Regions from separate parts of the Homo sapiens genome. Here region 1 is linked to region 2. The links are chromatin loops, found by intact Hi-C in ENCODE. Cell type or tissue: B cell. All regions are shown on one strand. Each heading gives the region's core, and the rest is flanking DNA. Links, peaks and the distances in the headings are about the cores only.

The links. A loop is a pair of places that touch in the nucleus more often than their neighbours do. Peaks named below come from ENCODE experiments on the same cell type or tissue, not always from the same donor. Only the 100,000 strongest peaks of a DNase experiment are listed, where the experiment ranks them.
Region 1: it touches region 2 in a loop (9-fold over the local background); 2 of 110 quality-filtered maps call a loop at or near these places.

The regions. Positions count from the first base shown.
Region 1 is chr17:77,912,300-77,921,832 of GRCh38, reverse strand. It overlaps the pseudogene RNU1-80P. Among named protein-coding and RNA genes, the nearest start is that of LINC01973, 33 kb to the right of the region's middle. RefSeq lists a silencer at 1,316-1,520 and an enhancer at 4,669-5,190. In B cell, for the core only: no CTCF peak of the experiment used is centred there; DNase peaks (open chromatin) are centred at 4,862 and 7,012; H3K4me3 peaks cover 825 bases; H3K27me3 peaks cover 5,064 bases.
Region 2 is chr17:77,838,128-77,847,660 of GRCh38, reverse strand. LOC105371908 (a long non-coding RNA gene) reads left to right here and starts at 7,023. Exons shown (of 4, transcript XR_935001.2): 1 at 7,023-7,177. RefSeq lists enhancers at 259-908, 909-1,556, 1,557-2,206 and a silencer at 3,826-3,925. In B cell, for the core only: no CTCF peak of the experiment used is centred there; DNase peaks (open chromatin) are centred at 970, 1,418 and 3,910; H3K27me3 peaks cover 5,346 bases.

The DNA of each region.
Region 1 (9,533 bases), core at 912-8,911, 74 kb before region 2:
TTCCAGCTCGTAGAGGCTGCACTAGGGACTTACTTGGAGTCTGTGCTGGTTTTGAGCCTGCATTCCTTGGCTCAGGGCCCCTTCCTAAATTCTCAGAGCCCTTCACTCCAATCTCTGCCTTCGTGGTTACACAGTCTCCTCTGCTCTCAAGTCTCCCTCTGTCTTCCTCTGACTAGGATCCATTTGATGACTCTTAGGGCCCACCCAGATAAAACAGGATAATCTCCCCATCTCAAGTTGCTTAATTTAATCACATTTGCAAAGTCCCTCTTTCCATATACGGTCACATTGAAAGGTTCTAGGGATTAGGACCTGGATTTTTGGGGCCTCATTATTCAGTCCACCACAATTACCAAAAATCCTTTTGTTGTATGGGGAGTGGGTTAAAAATGACCTACACTGGGTGTGAAAATGAGGCCTGAGGCATGGCACTGCAGAAAATGCCTGTGGACAGCAGGTTCTGTTGTAGATGAGATGACATGTGTGCCTGTGCATGTGGGGTGTGTGTGTGTGTGTGTGTGTGTGGGGTCCATAGGCTTGATTGTGAGGTGTGCAAAGGGTGAGTGTGGGGCTATTTTGAGGGCTATAAAATGCAGTCCTCCTTCAGGGTCAAGGCTATTTACACTCAGCACCTGTAAGGCCTTTATGTTTTGTGCTTATGAAGACTTTTCCCGGCACACACATCACTTGTTACCACCTGACATATGCCATGATACAGACTCAGTCTGGTTCATAATTCACTGAGAGCCTGCACTCTTCTTGGTTTTTTTTCTTCTTGAGATGGAGTTTCGCTCTTGTTACCCAGGCTGGAGTGCAGTGGCACGATCTCGGCTCACTGCAACCTCTGCCTCCCGGGTTCAAGCGATTCTCCTGCCTCAGCCTCCTGAATAGCTGGGATTACAGGTGTGTGCCACCACGCCCAGCTACTTTTTGTATTTTTATTTTTTATTTTTATTTTATTTTATTTTATTTTTTTGAGACGAAGTCTCGCTCTGTCACCCAGGCTGGAGGGCAGTGGCATGATTTCTGCTCACTGCAAACGCCATCTCCTGGGTTCACGCCATTCTGCCTCAGCCTCCCAAGTAGCTAGGACTATAGGTGCCCACCATCACTCCCGGCTAATTTTTTTTTTTTTTGTATATTTAGTAGAGATGGGGTTTCACCATGTTAGCCAGGATGGTCTCGATCTCCTGACCTCGTGATCTGCCCGTCTCAGCCTCCCAAAGTGCTGAGATTACAGGCGTGAGCCACCGCGCCCGGCCTACTTTTTGTATTTTTAGTAGAGACGGGGGTTTCACCATGTTGGCCAGGCTGGTCTTGAACTCCTGACCTCGGGTAATCCACCCGCCTCAGCCTCCCAAAGTGCTATGATTACACACGTGAGCCACTGTGCCTGGCCACATCTGTATTTTTAGTAGAGACAGCGTTTCACCACGTTGGCCGGGCTGGTATCGAAATCCTGACCTCAGTTGATCCACCCTCCTTGGCCTCCCAAGGTGCTGGGCTTACAGGCGTGAGCCACCACGCCCAGCCTCTTCTTTTTTTTAATATTAGAAAAAAAAAAAAAAAACCCACAGGGGAAAGCGCAAACACAGTCCCCCCCACTCCCCCACCGATTATGCAGTTGAATTTCCTGCATTTGGGAAAATTGCAGGGGTCAGCACACCTGGAATGTGAGCCTAACCCTGGGAAAACCACCTTTGTGATCATGGTGTCTCCTCTGCCAGGTAAGTATGCAGGGTACCCTTCTAAACGTGGGGACTCAGCAATGAACATGCAGACAAAATCCTTGCGCTGCGGCATCCATGTCACATCTGTGTCTGTTTCTCTCACTCATAGAATGTATGCGCCTCGAGGGCAGGCACTTTTTCTAATTAATTAGGAGTTATCTCCCTGGAAGATTGTCGACAAGTGGCAGAACTCAGTAATATTTACTAAACAGGTCCCATCGGGTCCCTCTCTGCGAGGTAAGAATTTAGAGTTACGATTCTCCAAGAAAAATGTCCCTACAGGGCACATAGAGGGAGCTTCTTGTTTCTGTCTCACGTGTCTGTGTGAAGAGACCACCAAACAGGCTTTGTGTGAGCAACAAGGCCGTTTATTTCACCTGGGTGCAGGCGGGCTGAGTCCAAAAAAGGAGTCAGCAAAGGGTGGTGGGATTATCATTAGTTCTTTTAGGTTTTGGGATAGGCATTGAAGTTAGGAGCAATGTTTTGCTGGCAGCGGGTGGATCTCACAAAGCACATTCTCAAGGGTGGGGAGAATTACAAAGAACCTTCTTAAGGGTGGGGGAGATTACAAAGAACCTTCTTAAGGGTGGAGAAGAAACAAATCACAATGGTGGAATGTCATCAGCTAAGGCTATTTCCACTTCTTTTGTGGATCGTCAGTTGCTTCAGGCCATCTGGATGCATACGTGGAAGTCACAGGGGATATGATGGCTTAGCTTGGGCTCAGAGGCCTGACAGTTTCCACATTGTTTTTTGTGGCAGTGCTATTGTTCTTCCCTAGAGTTTTCTCAGAGTCTTGCATTCTAGTGTCTATTGTGGATCCAGGTCGAGTTTTGAACGATTAAACGTGAAAGGCTGACAGATAATTTAGTTAAAATGTCTCGACCTAATAATGGAGCTGGGCAGGTGGGGATAACTAAAAAGGAGTGCATAAAAGAATGTTGTCCAAGTTGGCACTAGAGTTGGGGAGTTTTAAGGGGTTTAGAAGCCTGGCCGTCAATACCCACAACAGTTATGGAGGCAAGGGAGACAGGCCCTTGAAAAGAAGGTAATGCTGGCCGGGCGCGGTGGCTCACACCTGTAATCCCAGCACTTTGGGAGGCCGAGGCGGGCGGATCACGAGGTCAGGAGATCGAGACCATCCTGGCTAACACGGTGAAACCCCGTCTCTACTAAAAATACAAAAAATCAGCCGGGCGTGGTGGTGGGCGCCTGTAGTCCCAGCTACTCGGGAGGCTGAGGCAGGAGAATGGCGTGAACCCAGGAGGCGGAGCTTGCAGTGAGCCGAGATCACACCACTGCACTCCAGCCTGGGCGACAGAGCAAGACTCCCTCTCAAAAAAAAAAAAAAAAAAAAAGAAAAGAAAAGAAAAGAAAAGAAGGTAATGCGGATCCTTGGATGGCTCAGTTGCTGTTTTGCCGAGATACATACTAGGTGCCATGAAATCCATTGGGCTGGAAACATGGCCTTGGAAGAAATAATTTTCCCCAAATCATTGGATCAGAAAGACTTCCATTTGCACTTCCTTCTAATGTTCCCCTTTTCTCAAACAACACTTGCAGCCTCAGCACCCTTGGATTGCTCCCCAGTGATGCTACCTGTAGGGAGGCGAAGGAACAAGGGAATGAATGTCTCCACCTTCGGGCACGTGTTGGTCTCCAGGCAAACTCAGCCTGCTGCCTTAGCTTCATTTGGGGGTCTGATTGTATTCTAGCCCTGCAGAAAGGAGGACTTCATATTTCACTCCAGGTTTCAGGATTCAATTCAGAATCTTACTAATTCAGGGTAAAAACAAAACAAAACAAAATGGGGAGAATTTACAGAGAAGTGTTAGAAGCAACTCAAAGCCCAGACACTGCTCCTTTAGTGATGCCCCTTTAGAGATGTAAATAATCTAAATTTTCAGAGGGCAGAACGCTCTGTCCTTCCCTGGGGTGGAGCGGGAAGGAAGAGAGGCCCCCCAGAGGAACACCGGGCCTACCAAAGAACAAGCCCAAGGGGACAAGAGCCAGAACAAAGGAAGTGCGATTCAACAACATCCACCCCCGAAATGGACATCAATTGAGGTTGAGATTCCATCCTGGGGTTCTGACGATGCAAACCATGAGAACGAAGCTAAGGGAGATTTCTAAATGTCATCAATGGGCTTCTCTGTGGAGTTATAGCCTTGTTATTTATCATGCACTGTTGGGAACATTGAAGTCCTGTGTTCGGCAGAGCTGGAGTACTTTCAGGAGGCTTTCCTGCTGGGTTTCTCACCGCATACGTGTGAGCGGTTCTTCGTAGAGTTCCCAGAAATGGGAGGGGAATTTCTACTTTCTTCTTGCAATTCTTGTAGTAATTCTTCTAATAATTCTTTTCTTTTTTTTTTTTTCTCCTGTCTCAGCCTCCCGAGTAGCTGGGACTACAGGCGCCCGCCACCACGCCCGGCTAATTTTTTGTATTTTTAGTAGAGACGGGGTTTCACCGGGTTAGCCAGGATGGCTAATAATTCTTCTAATCCTCCTCCTCCTCCTCCTCCCCCCCCTTCTCCTTCCTCTCCTTCCTTCTTCTCCCTTCTTCATTCTCCTCTCCTCCTCCTCCTTCTCCTTCTCCTTCTTCCTTCTTTTCCCTTCTTCATTCTCCTCTCCTCCTCCTCTCCCTCCTCCCTCCTCCTCCCTCCTCCTCCTCCTCCTCTTCCTTCTCCTTCTTCTCTTTCTTCTTCATGCCTGTCTTCCAGGATCATACCAAACCAGGAGGAACACGGCAACAGGAGGGAAGCACAGTGAATCAGGGATGGTGTCAGCCCCTGCTGGCTCAGGACTGTGATTTGGGGCACTGCAGCACGCCTGCAAGGGTCACTCTGCATAAACCTGGCACTGTGGGAAATGGCTTACCTACCTGTGACCTGAAAAGCTCCATGTGTGTGGCCCATGGGCCTGGGGTTCAGGCCAAAGCCCCTCCCCACCACTGTTCCGAAGCCTGAACCCCACGTCTCAGCTCCTGCAGCTACTCCTCTACAGCTTAGAAAAGAAAGCCGCGTGTACGCCACGGCAAATCTGGACAGCCACAGCCTGGCTGTATTTCACCTTTATGCCTGCTGAGCTTCCTTCTGCTTTCAGAATGGGGAAATTCAGACGTCAATCTGAGCTTTCCAAGAAGTTTCAGTTCCGTTTTTTAGACTGAGAGGAGGCACACGGATAGGTTTTGCCCATATGATGATATGTAGGCAATAGGCAGGTCAGGTGCCCCACACCACTGCTCTCCAGCAAGGCTGCGGCTGCGATGCTCTCTGCTTTCCCTGGAGAGTCGGTCCTGTCTCCCTCCCTCTAATCTGACCCATTCGTATTGCTATGCGTGAACTTTTAACCAAGGGTTTGCCACCTCTTCATTATAACGTGGCTCTTACAGAGAAACTGCATTAAAAATGTGAAGCTGCACACCAACGACACGGCTGTGCAAACTCAATTCTGTAAAAAATATTCTGTTTAATTGATTTTCTAAAAAAATCTATTATGTTTCTGTGAGCCTATTGATCTGCAGCTCCACAGAAGTAATGAAGAAGCTTTGTAATCAATAAGCCCAAAGCATATCTTACCCAGTATCTCTTCTGCCGTCCGCCAAGGGCGTGACTGGCCGATTCCCCAGACAGCATCGTGAGTGTGAGCAGCCTTCTCTGTGTCTGTGGAGATTGATTTCTCTTGGCATAAACATAACAAATGAAACCCTGATGACTTTTCTTGCTCTGAAAGCCAAGGATATATCATATCAGTCATCATGAAACACACAAGAACACAATTTGCAAAAAGAAAAAAAAAAGAAAAGAAAAACGATGCATTTTTAACCTCAGTGCATTAACTCCTCCCCCATACTTAATCAGGATAATATGTTACTCCTGAGCTCTTACGATGGTCTTCTTTCTTTTATATCCACGCCTACCCCCCAATTCAGGTTGATTTCACAAGTCTTAGGATGTTTTTCTGTTTTGGCGGTGAATATAAAGTACAGGTAGCTGCAATCATGGGTTGATAATACTGAGTTGAGCAAACATTGCTATCTTATCCTCTAGAAAATAATAATGTCGAATGAGATAAGATGCCTGCAACACACACAAGCGGCGGTCGGGAAATATGGCAGACCCCATAGGGCAGCATTTGCTGGGGAAAGAAGAGCTCCTTGCCCCAGATAAGTAATCTTGGTTGCTGATTATTTCCAAATGTATCATTTGCATTTTGCCCTTAAACCAGAGGACACCGCCTAGGGTGGATAGTGATCTGATGCTGTGCAAACTCACCCTGCCGCATTAACAGATTTAAAGCAAACCTTTTTCAGGGCTAACCCTGTGCTGACCAATCACCACCTGGTCCAGAGAAGTTGGTTGCTGCAGCTGACTGGGTTGGGCGTGTGTGGTGCAAAATGAGATTGCCAGATCAGCAGGGACCAGATCCTGAAGGACTTTGCCTGAGGGCACCGGGGAGCCATGGAGGGATTTTTATGAGGGGAGGGAAGTGACCAACTGAGCAACTTTGTAGCCATCACTTGCTACCGTGTAGAACTGCAGTCCTCAGGCCCTTTTTCTGCACACCTAAAAATAATAATGATGGTGATAATAATAATGTTAACACACTGGACCAGGCTGCGCTCCAAGTTTTGCATGTAGCAACTCATTTAATCTTCACAACAACTCTGCAGGGAGCTCCTGTAATTCTCCCATTTTACAGATGAGGAAACTGAGGCACACAGAGAGGTCCCATGAGACAGGTGCCCGTCCCAGGAACCACACTCCCTTGGTCTGGCATGGGATTATACCCCTCTGTTCTCAGCTCTCAGGAATGTGTGCTGAATCGGAAGCACCCAGTGAAGATGTCTTTCATGGAGGAAAAATGACCTCGACTCAGTTCAAGTTTGTGTTCTAAAAAGCAAATCACTTGGGTAAAGTGGAATGGTTAGTAAGTAATTTCATGTGTATATCTTCCAGTGGACAAAGACCAACCTGATTTGGAGAGTGGAGTGGAAGTGGGGCAGCTGCAGAGAAAAGGGCAGGAGGATGGTGCAGTCTTAGGATGGTGGGGCGGGGGGTTTGGTGCCAGGCTCAGGATGGTGAGGGGGAGTGGGGAGTGAGGGGCTGGGCCCAGGTGTCCACCTGGAGTGGCCGGCGGATGGTGGTGCCGTTCAGATATACCTGCCGCTCGGGGCTAACCTGTATTTATCCCATCATTTCAGCCATTCACTGAGCGCCACCTCTGGGCAGCACTCTGCTGCGCCAGGTGCTGGGCTGAGGCAGTGACGCTGGGGATATTCGGGGAGCAGAGAAAGAGGAATTGAAGATGGATTGAAGAGCTGAACAGTTGAAATGGGTGCAAAAGAGAAATTCTGAGAGCTGCGTACGTGGTTCTATGAAGCATGTGTATACGCCATGCGCGTGTAAAAAAAAGTAAAACATTTTACATTTAATATCTCACTTCATCCTTACAACTAGCACAGAGGGAGGTCCTACTGGAAGATGGCCAGTCCCCACTTGCCTGCTAAGACAACTCCCTGAGTTGGCCCCCTTCGGAGAGTTGGGTTTCAGAGAATTGGCGTTGAGCCTGGAGCCCAGCTTGGAATCTGAGAGGGGGAGAGGGAGGACCCAGGGAATGGGAGTGGGAAGTAGAAGGGCACATTTCTTGTGTTGGGTCAGTGCCTGTCTTGGGGTGTTGGGATGGCTTCTCAAGTTGGAGCCCCCACCCCCAAGTGTCATGTGGTTCTGCTCTAAATCACTCAAAGCCCTGGAGCTTCATTCTGTCCAGATGACAAGACTGGGAGGCAATTTATTAACACAGTGGTCCCACGGGGGTGCCTCTTTGGCCTTTGGCACCAGAGGTTCTCAATTGAACGGCACACTAGAATTTTCGGGGGACCTTTTAAAACCTTCGATGGCTGGGCCGCACCTCGACCTGTTGGATCAGGGTCTCTGGGGTGAGGCCTGGGCACCCCCAATTTTTTTTTTTCTTTTGAGTTTCGCTCTTGTTGCCCAGGCTGGAGTGCAATGGCGCGATATCAGCTCACTGCAACCTCTGCCTCCTGGGTTCAAGTGATTCTCCTGCCTCAGCCTCCCAAGTAGCTGGGATTACAGGCGTGCACAACCGTGCCTGGCTACTTTTTGTATTTCTAGTAGAGACAGGGTTTCACTATGTTGGTCAGGCTGGTCTCGAACTCCTGACCTCAGGTGACCTGCCCACCTCGGCCTCCCAAAATTCTGGGATTACAGACGTAAGCCACCATGCCTGGCCTTTTTTTAAATTACGAATTTTGTTTATTTATATTATTATTATTTTTATTATTACACTTTAAGTTCTAGGGTACATGTGCACAGTGTGCAGGTTTGATACAAAGGTATACATGTACCATGTTGGTTTGCTGCACCCATCAACTCGTCATTTACATTAGGTATTTCTCCTAATGCTATCCCTCCCCCAGCCCCCCACCCCCTGACAGGTCCCGGTGTGTGATGTTCCCCGCCCTGTGTCCAAGTGATCTCATTGTTCAGTTCCCTCCTATGAGTGAGAACATGTGGTGTTTGGTTTTCTGTCCTTGTGATAGTTTGCTGAGAATGATGGTTTCCAGCTTCATCCATTCATCCATGTCCCTGCAAAGGACATGAACTCATCTTTTTTTCTTTTTCTTTTTCTTTTTTTTTTTCTTTTTTGAGATGGAGTCTCGCTCTGTCACCCAGGCTGGAGTGCAGTGGCACGATCTCAGCTCACTGCAAGCCCCGCCTCCCGGGTTCATGCCTTTCTCCTGCCTCAGCCTCCCGAATAGCTGGGACTACAGGTGCCCGCCACCGCGCCCGGCTAATTTTTTGTATTTTTAGTAGAGACAGGGTTTCACTGTGTTAGCCAGGATGGTCTCGATCTCCTGACCTCGTGATCCGCCCGCCTCAGCCTCCCAAAGTGCTGGGATTACAGGCGTGAGCCACCGCACCCGGCAAACTCATCCTTTTTTTAATGGCTGCCTAGTATTCCATGGTGTATATGTGTCACGTTTTCTTAATCCAGTCTATCATTGATGGACATTTGGGTTGGTTCCAAGTCTTTGCTATTGTGAATAGTGCCACAATAAACATACGTGTGCATGTGTCTTTATAGTAGCATGATTTAGAATCCTTTGGGCATATACCCAGTAATGGGATTGCTGGGTCAAATGGTATTTCTAGTTCTAGATCCTTGAGGGATCGCCTCACTGTCTTCCACAATGGTTGAACTAATTTACACTCCCACCAACAGTGTAAAAGTGTTCCTATTTCTACACTTCCTCTCCAGCATATGTTGTTTCCTGACTTTTTAATGATTGCCATTCTAACTGGCGTGAGATGGTATCTCATTATGGTTTTGATTTGCATTTCTCTGATGACCAGTGACGATGAGCATTTCTTCATGTGTCTGTTGGCTGCATAGATGTCTTCTTTTGAGAAGCATCTGTTCATATCCTTTGCCCACTTTTTGATGGGGTTGTTTGTTTTTTTCTTGTACATTTGTTTGAGTTCTTTATAGATTCTGGATATTAGCCCTTTGTCAGATGGGTAGATTGCAAAAATTTTCTCCCATTCTGTAGGCTGCCCGTTCACTCTGATGGTAGTTTCTTTTGCCATGCGGAAGCTCTTTAGTTTAATTAGATCCCATTTGTCTATTTTGGCTTTTGTTGCTGTTACTTTTGGTGTTTTAGCCATGAAGTCCTTGCCCATGCCTATGTCCTGACTGGTATTGCCTAGGTTTTCTTCTAGGGTTTTTATGGTTTTAGGTCTAACATTTAAGTCTTTAATCCATCTTGAATTAATTTTTGTA
Region 2 (9,533 bases), core at 652-8,651:
GGGTGACCCCTGCAGAGCCAGACCAACTCAAAGGAAAAGAGCAACACAGTCCTAGGAGGCTGCTGTGGCAGGAACAGGGGAGTGGAGGCAAAAGGGGAAGCCTTGCCACCTCAAAGACCGGGGAGGGAGGGACTCAACAGTCTTGGGCAGAGTCCTGGGTCCACCCCTCGAGATCCTGTTCAAGTAGGCCGGGGAGGGTGGGAGCCCAGGACTGCTTTTCGCCAAATGCCGCAGGTGAGTCTTGGGCAGGTGGGCTTCCTGCACAGCTGGAGGCAAGCCTGGGAGAAGGGCTCTCGGCCGGCCCTGCCTGAGGTTTCTTTATCGCGTCCCTGATGCCATCAGAGGGGCAGTGCTTGGGGGTGGCCAGAGGCAGAGTTTTGGGACGGGAGGAGGCTCTGCCACTCACTGGCTGAGTTCCTTGGGCAAGCTGGGCCTTTCAGATCTTCAGTCTCCCCATATGGTAGGGCCTCCTCTCAAGGCTTCTTTGGGGATAGGAGTGAGTCTGCAGCAAGCAGCTGCCCACCCCACTGCACTCCACTTGCTGAGAGGGAGACAGGAAGCTGCTTTCCCATCCAGCGATGATCACAGCTCCATCCTGGACCTGCAAGGTGCAGATGTGTGAAGACCACGTGGGTGCTTGACCACCTGTGGCATTTGCAAAGCAGTGAGAAGAGTGAGGCTGTCCATGCCAGGCTGTCTGGCTGGTCCCCAGAGGCCACACCCACAGGTTGCCTGGAACTGGGGGCTCCTTACTTATCTCTGCCCCCAAGCTCTGGGTGTTCCTCCCCTTCCTGCCTTGCTGCTACCCTGAGACTTCCCCACCCCATGCCCAGCCTGCGGTAGACAGTCCAGGCCTTCACACACCCCATCCCCAGGGCCTTCTCTCTTCCCTCTGATTAACAGTAGCAGGGCCTGAGCCACAAGTGGGAGGCCCCAGAGGAGGAGGTGGAATGTGAGTGTGGTAGAACCTTCCAGGCCCCCCCACCCACAGGAAACACCTGGCCTCCAGGGCGCTGGCTTCACATAGGAGCCCAGAGGAAGCCCAGGACTTCAGGGCCAGCACCTGCCAGGAAGTCCTGGGTGCCAGGGGCTCTGTGGGGAAGGAGGGCCAGTCGGCCCAGGTGGCTCATGGTAGGTCACTGGGGAGGGTGTGACAGAGCTGTCCTGTGGCTGTGCTGGGAAAGAAGGGACCATATGGATTCACGGTGGGGAAAGGGGGCCGGAGGCAGGAGCACCCAGGCCCTGGGTGGTCAACAAATGTGCAGGCAGGAGGGTCCTGGCTGAAGCTGAGGGCACTACTTCTGGCTTTCATGGAACCTTCTGGGACTGTACTGAGCCCCCTCCTGACCCCAGGGGTCTATAATGAATTTGCCTGTTCCAAGATGACCTGTGCGAGGGAATTGCAGCCTCTTCAGGGTGACAAGTGCCAGCCACCCCTGTGGGGTTTCATAGGAGGAGCTGATGGCTGCCCTGACGGTCACTATGCAGTCCCCGGCACCTTGTCCACCCCACTGGGCTGGGGCTCCTCCACCTTGAAGCCCCATGTGTCTGTGGATGAGACCAGCTTCTTGGCTTTTTTCCGCCCAGTCCTTCCCTGACCCTCGGGATGGAGGTGCGAAGAGAGACCCCACAGCTGAATGGTGAGAGCTGCAGCCGTGTCCAGAGTCCACCCTTAGCCTGTGACACCTTCCCTGCAGCCCCGGGAAGCAGAGAGGCCCAGTCCCACCCAGGGGGCCACCTGCGGGCAGCTCTGCGGATTCTCTCCCCACCTGTTTCTCTAGTGTGTCTTGACAGACAGAGGAGACAGACGGCCCCTCCTCAGCTCCCCAGCTGCCAGGGGCTCTGAGTAAAATGCAGTGCCTCTTCCCGCAGGCCTTCTGGGGACAGTGAACTTACCTTCCTACCAAGGGTCATTTCGACAGGAGACAGGAATGATTCTCCGGCCCCAGAGAGGAGCTGCCCCCACGGTCAGGCTCCGACTGACTGAGCTGAGCGAAGGCTAGAAAAACAAGAAGGAAGAGCCCCCCGACACCCTGCAGGGCAGGCCCGTGAGGTGGGGGCTGACTGAGAGGAAAAGGGGGGGCATAGGAAGACATAGCCCTGAGACGTCCTTAGAGGGGCAAAGCAGCGGCCTCAGGAGGTGACCTGCTTGGCTGCTTGGGTCTTGTCCTCCCTGGGTTTTTCTTATCTTTTCTTTTCTTCCTTTCCCTTCGGTTCTCTCTCTCTCTCTCTCTCTCTTTTTTTTTTTTTTTTTTTTTTTTTTGTGAGATGGGGTCTCGCTCTGCCACCCAGGCTGGAGTGCAGTGGCACAATCTCGGCTCACTGCAACCTCCACCTCCTGGGTTGAAGTGATTCTCCCACCTCAGCCTCCTGAGTAGCTGGGATTACAGGGGTCCGTCACCACACCCAGCTAATTTTTGTGTTTTTAGTAGAGACGGGGTTTCGCCATGTTGGCCAGGCTGGTCTCGAACTCCTGACCTCAGTGATCTGCCCACATTGGCCTCCCAAAGTGCTGGGATTACAGGTGCGAGCCACCATGCTTGGCCTCCCTGGGTTTTTCTGAGTAATTTTATGAGGCAGTTTGCAGCAGTCTGGTGGGGAGAATGGCAAATACCCCCCAGTGCCGTTCACTGGACTTGCCCAGTGGAAGAGGGTGGGTGACCAGCACAGGGTGGTGGTCGGGGAAGCCTGACCCCGGTGACAAGCAAATGGCGAGTGGACAAGTAGAGAGAGCCTTTGGAGAAGCATGGGGAGGCAGGCCTGAGCTAGGGGGGACTAGCAGCGACACAGGCTCCAGCGGTCACGGAAGGCGGGCTGGTGGGTGTCCTATGCTCCGGGGCCGGCTCTGTGTTCATCAGTTGTGTGACCTGAAGTACAGGTTTTGTTTTTGTTGTTTTTGGTAAATCAAGGTGAAGCTCACAGCTCAAAATGAGCCGTTTTTAAGTGTACAATTCCTGGCATTTAGTATATTCAATGTTGTGCAGCCACTACTTCTGCAAGTTCCCAAACCTTGGCATCACCCAAGAGGAAACCTCGTACCCAGTGGCAGTCAGTCCTCCTTCCTCCTCCTCCAGCCCCTGGAAGCCACCAATCTGCGTTGTTTGCATGCATTGCCTCCTCTGAACAATTAATAAAAATGTAATCAGTACTTTGGGAGGCTGAGGCGGGCGGATCACCTGAGATCAGGAGTTCAAGACCAGCCTGGCCAACACGGTGAAGCCCCCTCTCTACTAAAACATACAAAAATTAGCTGGAGGTGGTGGCGAATGCCTGTAATCCCAGCTACTTGGGAGGCTCACGCAGAATGGCTTGAACCTGGGAGGCAGAGGTTGCAGTGAGCCGAGATCGTGCCGCTGCACTCCAGCCTGAGTGATAGAATGACACTGACTCCATCTCAAAAAAAAAAAAAAAAAAAATGCAATCAGGTTAAATGGGAGCTTTTGCCTGTGGCCTGTGGCCTCTCTCACTGAGCTTTATGTTCTTAGGCTTCATTCATCTAAGAGCTTCATTCCTCTTTAAGGAATCATATTCCGGTGTATGGATGGACCAAAATTCATTTGTCCATTCATTGTTTGATGGACATCTGGGTTGTTTCCACCTTTTGGCTGGCATGAATAATGCTGCTATGAACGTGTGTGCACATGTATTTGTTTGAGTGTCTATTTTCAGGTTTTTCTGGCTATATTCATAGGAGTGGAATTGTGGATTATATAGCAATTTTATGATTAACTTTTTGAGGAATCACCAAATTGTTTTCCACAGTGGCTGAAACATTTTACATTTCCACCAGCAATGTGTAAGTGTTCTAATTTCTCTATAACCTCACCAACGCTTATTTTCAGTTTTAAAACAAAATTATAGCTGTTGTCGAGCGTGTGAAGTGGCACCTCAACCTCATTGTGGTTTTGATTTGCATTTGCCTGATGACTAATGCTGGTGAGCGTCTTTTCGTGGGCTTCTTGGCCACTGGTATGTCTTCTCTGGAGAAATGTCTACTTACGTCCTTTGCTTGCCCCTTTTTTGATCAGATTCCCAGGCAGGTTTTTTTTTTTTTTTTTTGAGACAGTCTCACTTTGTCACCCAGGCTGGAGTGCAGTGGTGCGATCTCAGCTCACTGCAACCTCCGCCTCCTGGGTTCAAGCAATTCTCGTGCCTCAGCCTCCCAAGTAGCCAGGACTACAGGCATGTGCCACCACAGCTGGCTAATTTTTGTATTTTTTGGTAGAGACGGGGTTTCACCATGTTGGCCAGGCTAGTCTCAAACTCCCAACCTCAAGTGATCTGCCCGCCTTGGCCTCCCAAAGTGCTGGGATTACAAGCATGAGCCACCGTGCCTGGCCCCGAGGGAGAGTTTTAAGCCTCTTTGAGCCTCAATTTTCTCATCTATAAAATGGGGATCATGATAGCGCCTCCTTGGTGGAAGGTGGCCAACCCTCCTGGTTTGCCTGAGATTATCCCAGTTTTTGCAATAGAAGTCTCTTGTCCCAGGAAGCCCCTCAGGCCTGGGCCATCTGGGACAGTTGGTAACCCTACATGGGATTGTCGAGAGGCTGAACCAATAGGGTGCATAGGAAACTCCTAGCACCGGGGACGGCCCAGAGTTCCTGCTCAGCCAATGTCAGCTCTTATTCATTGTAATCCTCTTAGACACATGTGCATGGTAGAGACCTCTGACATGTAAAAATGCAAAGGCAGAAATAAAAATCATCAATAGCCGACCACATGTGGGAAACATTTTGGAAGGTTTTAGTTTTCTTAGGTGATAGAACACTGAATGTGTTAATATAGAGAGGGGGAAGAGGCAGGAACAGCAGTGACTATTTAATGACTCATATTTATTGAATGCTTATTATGTAGCAGCCATGGAAGGGGGAAGTTGGAGGCACAGGATAAAGAGGAGAAAGCTGATGGTGGGAGGGTCCCTTAGAGGCAGGGAGGTGAAAAGGAAGTTGTTGGGGATAATGGCGACACGGACGTTTCCAAGAAGGGAAAGTTTCTTTCGGGTCCTACTTCTTCTCGTGGCCTTTCCATTTCCCTAGAACTTGAAACTCAGCCTCAGCTCCAGCCGACTCACTCACTTGCAGGCAGGGTTGCAGCAGGGGCCTCCTGAAGCCCTGTAGATGCTCTGCCTCTCCTCTCACTGGGCTCAGGCAGGCTGTGCCTCGCCTCTGACATTCCCAGCCAAGGTCTTCAGATCCTGTGGACTCAAATCATCCATTCAACCCTTGCTGAATTCGCCATGGGTCAAGGCCTATACTGCAGCTGCAGGTGCAGTGATGAAGGACCTGGGGGCCCCTTGCAAAGCTCCAGAGCAAATGGACTTGACTGCCAGGAAACTGGAAGCCTGGAGGCTGAACTAGGCTGGGCACTCAGTGCTGGGGAGGCCCCGACACCCTAGGAGGTACACTGGGTGTGGTTATTCCTGGTGGGAGAAGGAGAGCAGGTGCACAGCAGTCCTAAGTGAAAGCAGGAAATGACTACCTGGATCCCTGCTGCAGCCCGCAGAGGCCCGCTGCTCACCTGTGTCTGGCTTTGAGGATACCACATCTAGTTTGCTGGCCAGGGATCAAGGCAGTTCACAGAAAGTAGAGGAAATATCTTTGAGTTGCAAACTCCCAGGATGCAGGGTCTAGGCCTGTCTGGTGTCCCTGTCTCACATTCAGTCACACACAAAGATAGAGAGGCAGAGAAATGCTGGCAGTCAAGAGGCCTGGCTTCTGACACCTGCCATTTACCAGCTATGTGACCTTGAGCAAGTCATGTGTCAGGGTTGGAATAGAGCCTCTTAAAGTGCCGGTCTCCCAAGGAAGGCTATGAAGGTCTGTCCCCCGAGACACAGGGTAAGCAAGTTCCCATACAAGGCCAACTCTGCATTTGAAAGCAGCGAATAAGCTGCTGAGACAACTTCTTGAACCACTCTGTTCTCTATTCTCGACATGTAATTATGGAATATCTTTGATGTGCCTGGAACTTTCCAACAACCCTCTTCTAAGAGGATACAGCAAATCCCTGCCCTCCTGGAGTCCAACTTCTGCCAGATTAGAATTTTTCTTTTTTTTTTTTTCTTGAGATGGAGTCTCACTGTGTCACCCAGGCTGGAGTGCAGTGGTGTGATCTCGACTCACTGCAACCTCCACCTCCTGGGTTCAAGAGATTCTTCCACCTCAGCATCTCGAGTAGCTGGGACTATAGGCATGTGCCACCATGCCCAGCTAATTTTTTTGTATTTTTAGTAGAGATAGAGTTTCACCATATTGGCCAGGCTGGTGTTGAACTCCTGAACTCGAGTGATCTGCCCGCCTTGGCCTCCCAAAGTGTTGGGAATACAGGGGTGAGCCACCGTGCCTGGCCCAGATTAGAATTTTTCTATGTCACTCCAGACTGCAGGGCTTGGAACAATGATTAAAAGCCATAGGGAGATGGATTTGGGTTTGAGGCTAGGAAGAACTTTCTAACCATTCAAGTGACATCAGAATGGAATGAGCTGCCTTGTGAGGGAGTGGTCAGTGTGTCTCTGAAGATGTTCAGGGAGAGTTGGAAGACCTAGCAGATGAGGTGGACAGGGTGGATGCTGGCCCCACGGTCCTACCTGCTGGTGTTCACGGCCTTATGCAGTCCTCTCGCCTTCAGTGCAAGCAGCACCTGTGACTTGCCTTTAACGTTGCAAGAGAATACAGCAAAGTGACGGGATGTCACTCTTGTGATTTCATAAGATTGTGACATCTGTCTTGCTGAGAGACTCTCTTGCTGGCCTTGATGGAGTAAGTGGCCACACTGGGGAGGCCCACAAAGCAAGGAGCTGACAGCAGCCTCTGTCCAATGCATGACATGATGGTGACCTCTGGCCAATAGCCAGCAAGAAAGTGAGGCTTTCCATTTAAGAAGCCACAAGCAACTGAATGCTGCGACCATCCATGGGAGCTGGGAAGCAGATCCTTCCTCGGTTGAGCCTCAGAGAAGCCTGCAGCTCTGATCTTGGCTATAGCTTTTAGATGAGACCCTGAAGCAGAGGGCCCAGCTAAGCCACACCCAGACTCCTGACCCACAGAAACTGTGAGATAACAAATGCGTGTTGTTTTAAGCTGCTGTTTTAAGCTGTTGTTTTAAGTTTGTGATGACTTCGGTTTACAGGAATAACCAGCATGCGATGCCGAGAAGGAGATTCCTGCCTTGGAAGGTCAGACTGGCTCTCCTGTAGAGTCTCTTTACCACCAGGACTTACTTGAGTATCTTTACCTCCTGCATTGCACTTAGTTCAGTTTCTTGCATAACATAGGGACTCGGCGAATATCTGTTAAGTGATATGTGGCGTTAGCACTGGCTTATGCATCGGGGAAACAGGAGGCTGGCCTGTAAGGAGGATGTGTCAGAGCAGCACTGCGGTGGAAGCTGGAAGCCTGGATTCTGGGCTGGCTCCGGCTGCTTCCTCCCGGTGTGACCTTGGGCAAGGCTATCTGCGCTTTGTGTACCTCATCGGTAAAATATAGAACTTACCCACTCACAGGTATGTGCAAGTCAAATGAGCCAGTATGACTGCCTCTTAGGAAGCCCACGGAGGTAAGAAATTGTTATTATTTGTTGTGAAATGTCACAAGCATTCCTGCTGGTTGATTATGAGGCTCAGACACTGGAGAGTTTCCTTTCCAAACAAGGCTCAGACAGTGCTTTTCATTTGAGTCCAAAGTCTCCAGGCAGTGGGCTGGTCTGAAGGTCTTGCTCCTCATACCTGTTCTTCCTGCTTGCTCCTTAGAGAAACCCACGCTGAAAAGATTTCGTTACAGAACCCAGATCTTTGTAGAAGCCAGTGGGTGGCCTCCTCCCCGATGCATAATGTGTGGCTTGTATTTATTTTTAATACGAGTGCTGATTGTATGCCAGACACTGTCTGAGGATTTAGAGATACAGCAATAAGCAAAATAGACCGAGTCCTTGTTCTTGTGAAGCTGATGTTCCAGTGGCAGAGGCAGGTGACAAAGAGGTAGACAATTGTCTACATATCACATGTCAATGCATACCACCAAGAACAACTGAGCTGAGGAGAGAGGAGGGAATGGTGAGTTGATTTTTTAGATCAGCTGTTGGCAAACAACGGTCCCTGGGTCAAATCAGTCCATGGTAGCCAGTGTTTATAAATAAAGTTTTATTGGAATACAGCGCTCTTCCTCCATGCATGTGTGGCCGAGGACTGCCTTGGAGTTGAAGAGTTGCTGCGGAGACTGCCCGGCTTGCAAAGCTGAAAATGTTTACATTCTGGCCCTTTCCAGAAAAAGTTTGCTGATCGCTGTTTAGATGGTGTGGACAGGGAAGACCTCTTGGGGAAGGTGAAGAAGCGAGCCAAACGGTTTCTGGCGGGAGACGGCTCAAGGCACAGGGAACTGCAAGTGTCAAGGCCCTAAAGCAGAATGCGCTGGGTGCCGTGGAGGAAGGCAAGAAGGCCTGTTGGGAGTGAGAGAAGGAAGTTGTGAGGGTTGTGTGCTTCCTCTGATGAGGATGAAGGCCGCTGGGGTTTTCTGAGCCAAAGAGGTTGCTGTGTTGACACTCGATGTGTTCCGACACTGCGGGGGACGGGGGGCTAGGGGAAGCATGGGGAGCTGTTGGGAGGCTACTGGAGTCATCGCATGATGATATTTGGGGAAGGTAAGAAGTGGCTGATTCTGGATAAATTTAGAAGGCAAGAGTGCCGTGATTTGCTGATGAGACAAGAATGCAGGTATCTATGTTTTTAATGCTTTGGAGAGTTTGTTGAATGAATGAATGAGGTGACTTTCCAGAGATCAGGGAGCCGGTCAGTGTCCCAGCAGGGCCCAGCAGCCAGCCCCCTGGCTCCTGTGACCCTCCCCGCCGCATGGCTCTCCTTTTAGGGTCCTCCTTGGCACTAGTTGTGCGCTGACCTATGGACACTGGGAGTCCCAGATCCTTTGGTCACACGTGAGTCCAAACTTCTTGTCTCCTGTAGTCCAGGCCAAGATTTCTTCTTGAGCAGCCATTGCCACAGATTCTTTGGGTTAGCTGGCGGAGGCAGCAGGCACTGCGTTTTCTTACCTACTCTGAATTCACCAGACTCTGACCTCATTATGCTTCTCCAGGCCATGAGACCAGGCTTGCAGGGAGAAAAGTTGGAGCTGAGTCCCAGAAGAGCTGTCGGGGAGGCTTTCACCACCTTTAATCATCTGATACCAACAACAGCCTCCTAATAGGTCATCACTGCATTGCAGTGTTTACACTAATTAGTTAATATCCACAGAATGCTTTGAAGGTGCCAGGCCTGCCAGGAGCACACAGGAGAGCAATTCACAACAGAAGGAGAGACGGCCCGAAATCTTGGAGGCATCGCCCTTCCGATGCATCGGCAGGGGCTACAGGCTCCAACAGGCAGCCTGGTGGGCGGTGTGCCTTGGGAGAGGGAGCTGGCCCTCCAGGGCCTGCCTCAGACACCCACTGCTGGCGGCTGCCATGGTGAGCCCCATTTGTTCTGTGTTCAGGTCATCTGTGTGGAGCCCTTGTGGTGCTGGGGAAAGAGAGTGGATGAGGGA